Linked DNA regions of Homo sapiens: region 1 is linked to region 2. A link is an interaction called in ENCODE POLR2A ChIA-PET data of the cell type or tissue named here. Cell type or tissue: GM12878. All regions are shown on one strand. Links, peaks and the distances in the headings refer to the core of each region. The heading gives the core; the rest is flanking DNA.

Region 1 (4,829 bases), core at 341-4,340, 260 kb before region 2:
ACTGACAGTTAGCAAGTGTTCAATAACCATTTGTTCAATAACGGAAAGAGTATAGGATCAGCTCGATATGGTGAGTGATGAAATACAAGGCACGCCCATGATGACCATCCCCCTTTTACCAACATGGAGGTGAGGGCTGAGGAAGGCGGGTCAAACAGCCAGCCAGGGGCTGGGGCACGGAGGAAATCCAAGCTCCTTGGCTTCCAGCCTTACCTCCAGTGTCTGTGGGAGTCATCTGGACAGCCTGAGCATTCCTGCCTGCCATCCACCCTCCCACCACCTTCAGGAACGTGGTCCTCTCCTACCTACCCTGTCCCCACAACCCAGCTGTCATGGCTAGCAGGGTGGGCCTGGGAGTTCTGCCAGACCTTGTCCTGTTGTCTGCAGCCCCAGCCTGTCTCTCCTCTGAGCTTCTTCCTGAGCAGGTATTGTCACATTGGTTGTCTTTGTCTGCCACCTGTTCTCTTCCTGAAGCCTCTCCTGTGTGTGTCTTCCTCAGTAGAATAGGAGTATCTCCTATGTCTTTGTTTCCTGCCCATAAAAACTTGCCCAATTTGGGAAGTGCAACTGAGGTCTACCAGGTTTGGTATCCAAATACCTCTCTTCAGATACTAGTTCCCCCACTTGCTGTGTGACTGGACAGAGCTGTCTGAGCAGAGGCGTGAGTTTGGGATACTGTAGGGATAGAAGAGATGGGTTTGGTGGGATGTTGTCCCAGAGGAGGGACGCCACATCGCTGGGAATGTAGGGCATGAGCAAGCTGAAATGATGAGCCTGTGCTATGCAGTGATAGGGCTGGACTGTGACAACCTTTCCATGAGCAAATCTGTGTGGACAGCTGCTGGATCTCCAGGCAGAGCCGCTATGTATCCTTCTAATCAGAAGACCAAATCAAACCATCCCACCAACCTACACAGGGTAGACGGAAACCTATCCCCCACCCCACCGCCACCACCAATGAATGGTAGGCCACGAGGAACCATTTTTACCTATTTTCTTCTTGGCTTCTTTTCCAGCAGAGAGAGAAAAGCTCAGACAGGCTGTGGAAGAGTGGTAGATCAGCTGGTAAGGCGAGTTCACCCCAATGGCGGACATGTTTGCGAGGGACTCTGGAGTGGGAGAGAGAGAGATTCTTCTTTCAACTGTTTACTTTTAATTTTATTAGCCAAAAATGTAACATGGATTTCTTGTTCTAGTAGTACGGTGGGTCACATACTGTAAAGTGCCGCATTGTTACAAAACACCTAGATCTTGGAAGAAGATTTTGCAATGCACCGGCAGAGCAATTAGAGGAAATCTTTACAGTTCCCCTCTGCAGTGCCTCTCCTCCCCAACCCTCTCAAGAGGGGGACCGGAACAAGGAACAGCAAGCAAGCACGAAAAGTGATATTACTCCAAGGGCAAAGGCAGGTATCAGTGCTGCACCAGGTCAAGAGGATAAGCCTTGGGCCAGCAAGAAGGAAATTAAGAACCATCTATTCCCCCTTATCTAAGCCACAGACATCAGATGCTTCTTCAATAATATATCAGTCTCTTGCAGAATCACACCATCTTTTATAGAATCGTTTGATATCTGACCACTTAAGAATTAAAATGTAGCACCCTTATGGCTAGTGGAAAATCTTGTTCATTCTTATACAAACCTCACCAAATCATTTGTTTATTCTTCCCCCAAATATAGTCATTTCACTGGTTAGGCGTGAAACCACTGTTAGAAAATTTTAGGTGATTCACTCATCACAGCTCACTCAAATTCAAAAAGAAAATGGCAAATTTGACCTCCTAAGTGGACAAAGACTATAGAGATTCCACAATGGATGATAAAACACAAAAGTAATCACCTCTGCTAGTGATCCAGAAGTTGAAATTAAGACAACTTTCAGGACCTTCTAACTTGGTAGAAATGAAAAGAACTAACAATAGCCAGTAATGGTAAAGAAGGAATAAAACCCATCAACCCTGCTGGTGTAGAGAGAATCCAAATTAAGTGTGATTTCAGAAGAAGAGCTATATATATATACTGAGACCTCTGCTCCAATGATCCCTCCCCTGTGAAGTTAACTAAATACAACAGAAATAAGAAGCCAGGTGCATAAAGTTGCCTATTACAATGCACATTATACAAATAACAAAAAGCCTGGAAACCTAAGCATTTCGGTAAATGTGGAACATGAACATTACAAGGAGTCTATGCCCACTCAAAATGACAATTATTTAAAGTATATAGCCATGTTGGAAAACAGCTGTACTCTGTTAAGTAAAAGAAACTAAGAAACAGAAAAATTGCAATACTCTAAATATATATATATACATACACGAGCACAGGAACCACAAAGGAAACTGCAAAGGTGAAAAGTAGCTCTTATATGAAGATGGCAGGATTGCTTCCTCTTTTTTGCATTTTTATTAATGATATTGTCGTCAACTAAAAATAAAGGAGCAGTCTGGTTTTCTTCAGTGACAAGCCAGGGCTAGTAGGTATCAGGACAGGAGGGAAGACTACTTAGCACAGGGGATATTCTGGATACAGCTTTTTTTCTTTTTCTTTTCTTTTTTTTCTTTTTTTTTTTTTTTTTGAGACAGTCTCACTCTGTCATCCAGGCTGGAGTGCAGTGGCACAGTCTCGGCTCACTGCAACCTCTGCTTCCCAGGTTCAAGCGATTCTCCAGCCTCAGCCTCCCAAGTAGCTGGGACTACAGATGTGTGCCATCACGGCCGGCTAATTTTTTTGTATTTTTAGTAGAGACAGGGTTTCATCATGTTGGCCAGGCTGGTCTTGAACTCCTGGCCTCAAGCAATCCTCCTGCCTCAGCCTCCCAAAGTGCTGGGATTACAGTCATGAGCCGCCACACTCGGCCTGGTCCCAACTTTAAAAGAAGTTAACTCTAGACCTGTTACAGCTTTGGTCTACCTCACATAAGAGGACGGTCCCGAAAAACATAATTCATGCAAAACAAATCATCAGAGTTTGAATCTTCTTTTTTATGCCCCAGGAGTGCTATGTAAGTAAAGTCCTTTTAGGATGAATGAGTGTTTTTCCAAAATAAATGGATCACTCCTTCGTTTTTGTTTTGCTACTTAGATTTTTGTCTGGAAACTCTAGGCTTAATTAAAGAGAGGAGCGTCTGCACCAGCAAGTGCCAACAAGACAGGGATGCTTGCTAGGGAGTGTGATGGAGAGGGGCGCTCTCAGCAATCGGCTGGTGCAGCAGGACAGCAAGATGCAGAGATCACCCAAAAGGCCCCCTGCCCCCAGCTCAGCTTAACTCTCTTCCCATTCTCCTCCATTAGATGAATCGCAGCCCACAGAGGATGCCAGAAGCCACTGTGCCTCCCTCATCCTGAAAGAATGCTGAAACACTTTATCAGAAGGAGTGTTAGTGGTGAGGACCATTTTCCTTTTAAAAGTGAGGAGACATGGTATTCAGGTGGGAGTGGCTCAGGCAGGTGTCAGGCCCGAGGGTTGGGCTGGAGCTACCCTGACATCTGCCATGGGACTCTCATGCACGTGCAACAGACTACTTAGCAGCTGTGCCCCCAAATGAGGGAGATCTTTAAGCCCCAAAACAGAATGCAAGGTGCAGAGCTCTGTCTGGCGATCACCACCTGCACAAATAATTACAGCACAACTAGAGGACCTGTGGTCTCAGAGCCTAGCTGATCCTAAACAAAACAGGCACAGTGTAACTTCCCCTAAAACAGAGATCTTCATTTCATGGTAAACACTGTGGGTAAGAGTGTTTTATCACAACTTTGTCTTAGAAAAGGAAGCCAAAATTTATGAAAATAACATTTTATCTTGTATTTTAAAAAATTAGTTGGTACTCTAAGAACACATTAAGTCTTACAAAGAAAATAAAAATGACTGCTGGGTTTTTCAAGGCAGTATGGTTTCTTTCTTCCTGAATGATTGTATCATGGCAATAAAACATAAGGCCCTTCATGTTTTCCTTTTGCAAAATTATTGAAGAGCTTTACTGCTTTTTATTTTCTCTCCATGGAGTCATGATCCTGTATTCGGTTTTCCCTTCTGCGGCAGGCGGCTAGTGCTGCTCCCCCGCATCAGGCATCAGGGGCATTGGAGGGGCATTCTGCAGCTCTCCAGCATCACTTTCATTGACTTCATGAAATCTTACATTTTTTCCCCAAGATCTGCAATTTTTCTATGCAATTTATTTGCACTGTATGTGTGTATTAGCAGATGTTTAATCTCTGACCATCAGGGGAGCCTGACAAAGCTACTGACTCAGTGGACAGGGAGAGAGACTAAATGGGGACTGACTCTACAGGTGACAGCAAATAGTTAGGAGATAGAATTTTTTTACGCTTCCTATAAAACCTCTTGTCAGTGAGTACTTTCAGGCATTCAAAATGAACACCTGTGTATTTACCAAGCTTAAGACATAAAACACTGCAGAGCAAAAACCAAATAACTTGATTTAAAAATGGATTAAGGACCCATTTCTCAAAAGAAGAGACACAAATGGCCAATAGGTATATGACAAAAAAGCTCAATGTCAGTAATCATCAGAAAAATGCAAATCAAGACCACAATGAGATACCACGTTACACCTGTTAGAATGGCTATTACCAAAATGACAAAAGCTAACAAGTGCTGGCAACAGTGTGGAGAAAAGGAAACCCTTGTATGCAGCTGGTGGGAATGGAGATTGGTGCTGCCATTATGGAAAACAGTATGGAGTTCCTCTGAAATTTAAAAATGGAACTACCATATGATCCAGCAATTCCACTTCTGGGTATTTATCCAAAGAAAAGAAATCAGTATTTCAAAGAGATATCTACGCTCCTATGCTCATTGCAGTATTATT
Region 2 (4,829 bases), core at 588-4,587:
GGCAGAGCCCAGATGTGGACCCAGGACAGAGCCAACATGCCTTTATCCACTTGCTAAAGAGAAAGGGAGTTTGAGAAATCAAGGCAAAGGCTGGCAGGGGTGACCTAGGGCTCCTGGAGCTGGGCAGCTGAGTGAGGCCTGCATGTTTGAGACTGGGGGGAGAAGCCTTGGAGACCAACCCCGATTCCTGGGGGTAGGGGGGTGCAGAGGGAAAAAGAAGCCTGGCCTTGTCTCTGCAGCAGGCGAGGGGCACAGTTCAGCTGAGCAGGCCCCAGGCAGTGTCTCTAAGGACAGGAATGAGCTGCAAGGCACATTGCCTGGGACTTAGGGGCTCCCCTCACTGTCACCCAGCAGAGAGGAGTCACTTTCTCCAGTGGAGGCAGCAGGTGGGACTTCCCCAACAGCAGAAACACCTGTCCCTTAAACACCACCTCCCCAGGCATAGGGAACAATGGCAGGAAAGGCCAGCGGAGGCTCTGGTGACATTGCTTGACCAAGGTGAGGCTTGCCCTGCTCTGGACTGTGGTTCAGAACTGCTCTCAGGAGACTCAGCAGCCTGGAGGTGCAGGGTCCCAAATGTCCCTCCCACACACCTGCACACAGGGCCCCTCTCTCAGCAAAGGCACCCTCCCCAGGAGAGAAAGTTGTACACCATAAATAAACCTGTCTCTGCTTCAGGTTCCTCAAATATAGAATGGGAGTAATAACAGTACCTAAGTTGTGAGGCTGTTGAGAGATTAAAGAACCAAACATGTATGGACTGCTTAGAACAGTGCCTGGCATACAGCAGGCACTTAGAAAGTTCAAGCTATCAGGATGATGACAAAATTGACCGGCATTCTTCCTCAACTCATGGGCAGCCTGGGCTCTGAGCCGAGGCCCTGCTGAGCATCTCTTGGGCACCATGCCCGCCGAGTGCTTTACAGATCATCTTACAGGGCCAAGACCAGGGCTCAAACACTGGCCAACCGCTTCTGAGATTCAGGGTGTCACCCTAACAGCTGGGCCTCCTCCTAGCTGCCCCCTCCCTTCTATTCCAACTGTCTCTCTCCCAGGCCTCTCAGGGGCCAGCCTCCTCTTCTGCAGTGCATGTGACTGGGGGATCCTGGGGTCCCCATCAATATTCTTGCTGAGCAATGTGGGTCCCCTGTGTTGGTGGGTCCCTGGGGATCTGAGCACAGATGTGAAAACCTGCCATCACCTCCCTCCCCTAGCCCTTAGGATACAGTTAGGGGAGCATCTCAGGGCAGAAAGCAGAGTGGAGGAGCCGAGGGCCAGATCAGGGCCTGCAGTTCCCCATGCAAAGTACTGAGTACCCTTCTGGCCCTTGGGATGGTGGCACCTGCTAAGCTGGGGAGATGGAAGTTACAGGGGCTGGGAACTGGACTCGAGAGTAGAAAAGGACTTTGCTGTGGACCTGCAGAGCAACCCCAACAACCCACAGGAGGGAAGAGCAGGGCAGCTCCTTGGAGCAGGGTGGCCAGGCAGCTTCTCTCCACCTGCTGGCCCCTGGGACACCTTGGGCAGCTGGAGAGAAAACCTTCAGGAGAGGAATGTTACCTTGCTGGTGGCCCCCAGGATGGCTGCAACTGCAGAAGTCAGACACTGGGACCCCTCAACATGGCAGCTTTGAAACCCCACAGCTCCTGGCTGAAGGTCCTTGGGCACCGGGGACCCCTCCTTTAGGCATTATTGAATGACAGATCAGCCCAACAACTTGATGCCCAGAGTTCACATATAGTAAGCAGACAGAGGCCTGGGAAGGAAGGCGGGGCTAGCCAGGAAGCTCTGAAGCCAGGCTGATGGGGCTCAAACCCCAGCTCTGCAACCGTGGGCAGCATATGCTCTGTGCCTCGGTTTCCTCACCTGTAAAACATGGCTGATAATGGCATCGACCTCACAGGGTGGATGGCGATCCCACCAGGTTAATTTCTCAGGACAGGGCCAGGTGCCCAGAGAAGTGTACGTTAAAACTCCAGGTGTGAAGGGGAACATCTACTCATGCTGGGGCTAATCTGGAAGAGCTGCCTGCCTGTAGCAGGACTCAGGACAGCTGCAATTATTGTGGTTGGCTCTTAGGTCTTCCCAAAGGGCTTCTACTCTGAGGCACAGAAGCAGCCAGAGAGTGCGGAAGACACCCAGCACCCAGGGTCTCTGTGCCTCAGAGTACCTGAGCATGAGGTCACAATGCTCCTTCCAGCACAGCGCAGGGTGCTGGGAGGCTGTGTTTTCCAGGAAAGTACACCACATAAGAACGCTCTGCAGCAGAACTAAAGCCAGAGAGGGGTTCCTTTATCACAGAACCCCCATCGCCACGCCGTTTCTGGGAGGCCCTGCCATTCCCAGGCCCTGAAGGACACATTCCTGCTCATCCTCAGGTGCACCTTCCCCTGGGAAGCCGGCCCAGAAGTTTCTTCTTCCTCACCAAGACCGCAGGAAGCTCTAGGGCAGGGCCAGCCCTCCTCCCAGGTAGGGATGAGGAGGGTCCCGGCTTATTGTCATAGCAACCCTTGGTTCTCCTAATTCCACCTGTTCTTGTATAACTGAAATAATAACTGCAGCTGACATTGTCTGTCTGGCACTGTGACGGGCACTTTACATAATTCTAGCTAATAGAAATGTTTTAATCAGGCTAAATATTTTTTTCTTTCCTTAAATCATTTTTCACTGATTACAGCTGCTTACTTTTCTCCTAATTAGTCCGAAAGTAGCGAGACTGTGTAGCATCTTAGAGTCTAATGGGGCTTAAAAGCACACTCGAAATGCTTTAAATGTATGCAAAATCCTCCAACCTCGTGGCCAATCCCAGCTCCCTGGGCTGCAGGCTTGCATGTGCAGTTTGGGGATCAGCAGGTGGACGCAGTATTTTACCCAATCCTTAACCAGCCACCCTTTGGGATGGCTGGGGGGGGACTTACCCCAAATGGAGATGAGGAACTACGGCTCAGAATCAATAAGCGACTTGACCGAGGTTGCACAGCCAGGAAGTGGTGGACTGGAGTCTGGATCGGTAACCACTGCGCTCTGGGGCACCGCCTGGCTGTGACCTTAGATACCAGGAAGTCTCTCCCCCTCAACCTGACACAGGGGGAAACTGAAACCAGCAGGAGGCAGGGGAATTATTTTTCAAATTAACTCAAGGATTAGAATCCAGGTCTCTTGAATCAGCCCAGATCAAAAGTATTTTCACGGACCGGGTGGCAGCTGGCCTCAATCATAAGAGCAGCAGCTAACAGCCCTGGCTGCGCGAGGCCCAGTGCTCAATGCTTGCAAGGCATCTTCCCATTTAATTATACTCATAATTGGTGAGAGTCATGCATACCTGCCGTGATTACTAACTACTGACCCCGCAGGCTAGGGAAGAAATGTTTAGCCATTTAAATTCAGACTGGCCAGAGAAATTAAGTGGCTGATATCCAGGGGTGTGACCAATCTCAATGAAACTGATGAGGGGAAGGACCATGGGTAGTCTCCCAACCCACACCATTTTTGGAAACGCAATTGTTGCCTTCCACCCTCCCTGCCCCGAGTCCCCCACCCACCCCTCACCTCCTTAGAGCTTCCTTTCACTCCTGCAAAGTGTGTCACCCACTGCAGCCCCGGGTGTAATCAGCTTATTCTCCCATGTACAGCCTGGGCCATCTGAAAACGGTTCCCTTTACTCCTTGGGGGCAAGGATACCTGAGATTTAGGCCACAACTATATATAGCCAAGAAATCCGTCCTTTTTAATTGACTCATCTATTTATTTGGTCAAGCAGTTCCTGCTGACCCCCAGATGGCCGAGTTCTACATAATTCCTCCCGACAATGTGTGTGGAGAGGAGGGGCCCTCCCTGCCTCTGCTGCTTGGGCTCTGTATTCCCAGTGCAGGCAGCTCCTGCGGGACTCTGTTTCCCAAATAAGGTTTGCCTAGTTCCACCCTTTGCCTATGCTGCATCACCTATGTTTTAGTTGGAACCTAACACTGCACCCCTTCCCAGCTGCAAGTGGTGACCTCAGGAATGTCACTTCCCCCTGGGGGGCTCAGTTGCATCATCTGTAAAATGGGTCATCGTCGTGAATTACACAAGGAAGGTACAAGGAAGTGCCTCGAATACACAATTGGATTTGCTCTCAGGAGAAACAGGATACTCTGTGCCCAAGAAAGATTAGCCATCTTTCATGGCGTGCCTTCGTTCAACCAACACTTGACCTTGACTCCGCCCCTTCTTAGCATCCAGCTAAGTGCAGAGAGAGGCAGAAACAAACACCCCTGGGCTCCAGATCTGCCACACTGGGAAAATACCAGCTGAACGGTTTCTCCAGCCGGTGTTGTGTGTCAAACAGGCGGCTTCGACCGAGCTTCCTTCAATAGCGCCGTGTCCCCGTCCCCTCCCTCCCAATGCACTTCACGGGCTCCCAAAACCACGTGAGTCAGCAAACTGGGTTAGACACCTCGTTAGAGTGGGTTTCCTCTGGAGACTTGTGGCCGTGCCTGTGATTCTCCTGCAGCGGTGTTTGGTTGAAGGCAGGGTTTGTCTGTTCAGGAGCCAGTTGTCAAAACAACAAGCACTACCTTTAAGGGGCAGTTGGAACCATGAAATAAGGATTCCTGTTTCTGGCTGGTTCCCCAGAGTGAATCAAGACCAACCACTCTGAACAGATCCGAGGCCACTGAGCCAGACCCAACCCCACCCCCTACCCCAGGCAGCTCCTCTCCCCTCCCCATTGCCCAGAGCAGGACACCCCAGCCACGCTGCACTCCTTAGGGCTTCTACAGGCTTCCACTCTCTACCAGGCCTTTCCACGGGCTGTTTCCCCTACTGGGAATGCCCTCACTGTCTGGTGC

The links. ChIA-PET counts read pairs that join two places held together with the same protein. Peaks named below come from ENCODE experiments on the same cell type or tissue, not always from the same donor. Only the 100,000 strongest peaks of a DNase experiment are listed, where the experiment ranks them.
Region 1: POLR2A ChIA-PET joins it to region 2 with 6 read pairs; 1 of 35 experiments calls an interaction of 5 or more read pairs at or near these places.

What each region holds. Positions count from the first base shown.
Region 1 is chr3:14,686,277-14,691,105 of GRCh38, reverse strand. It overlaps C3orf20 (chromosome 3 open reading frame 20), which reads right to left. Exons shown (of 17, transcript NM_032137.5): 5 at 990-1,109. Among named protein-coding and RNA genes, the nearest start is that of C3orf20, 14 kb to the right of the region's middle. RefSeq lists enhancers at 2,246-2,305, 4,479-4,628. In GM12878, for the core only: no CTCF peak of the experiment used is centred there; DNase peaks (open chromatin) are centred at 1,685 and 2,385; H3K4me3 peaks cover 1,197 bases; H3K27ac peaks cover 4,000 bases.
Region 2 is chr3:14,424,410-14,429,238 of GRCh38, reverse strand. All of the region lies in intron 2 of SLC6A6 (solute carrier family 6 member 6), which reads right to left. Among named protein-coding and RNA genes, the nearest start is that of SLC6A6, 24 kb to the right of the region's middle. RefSeq lists enhancers at 773-832, 873-1,142 and a silencer at 792-946. In GM12878, for the core only: a CTCF peak has its summit at 3,052; a DNase peak (open chromatin) is centred at 3,058; H3K4me3 peaks cover 355 bases; H3K27ac peaks cover 2,565 bases.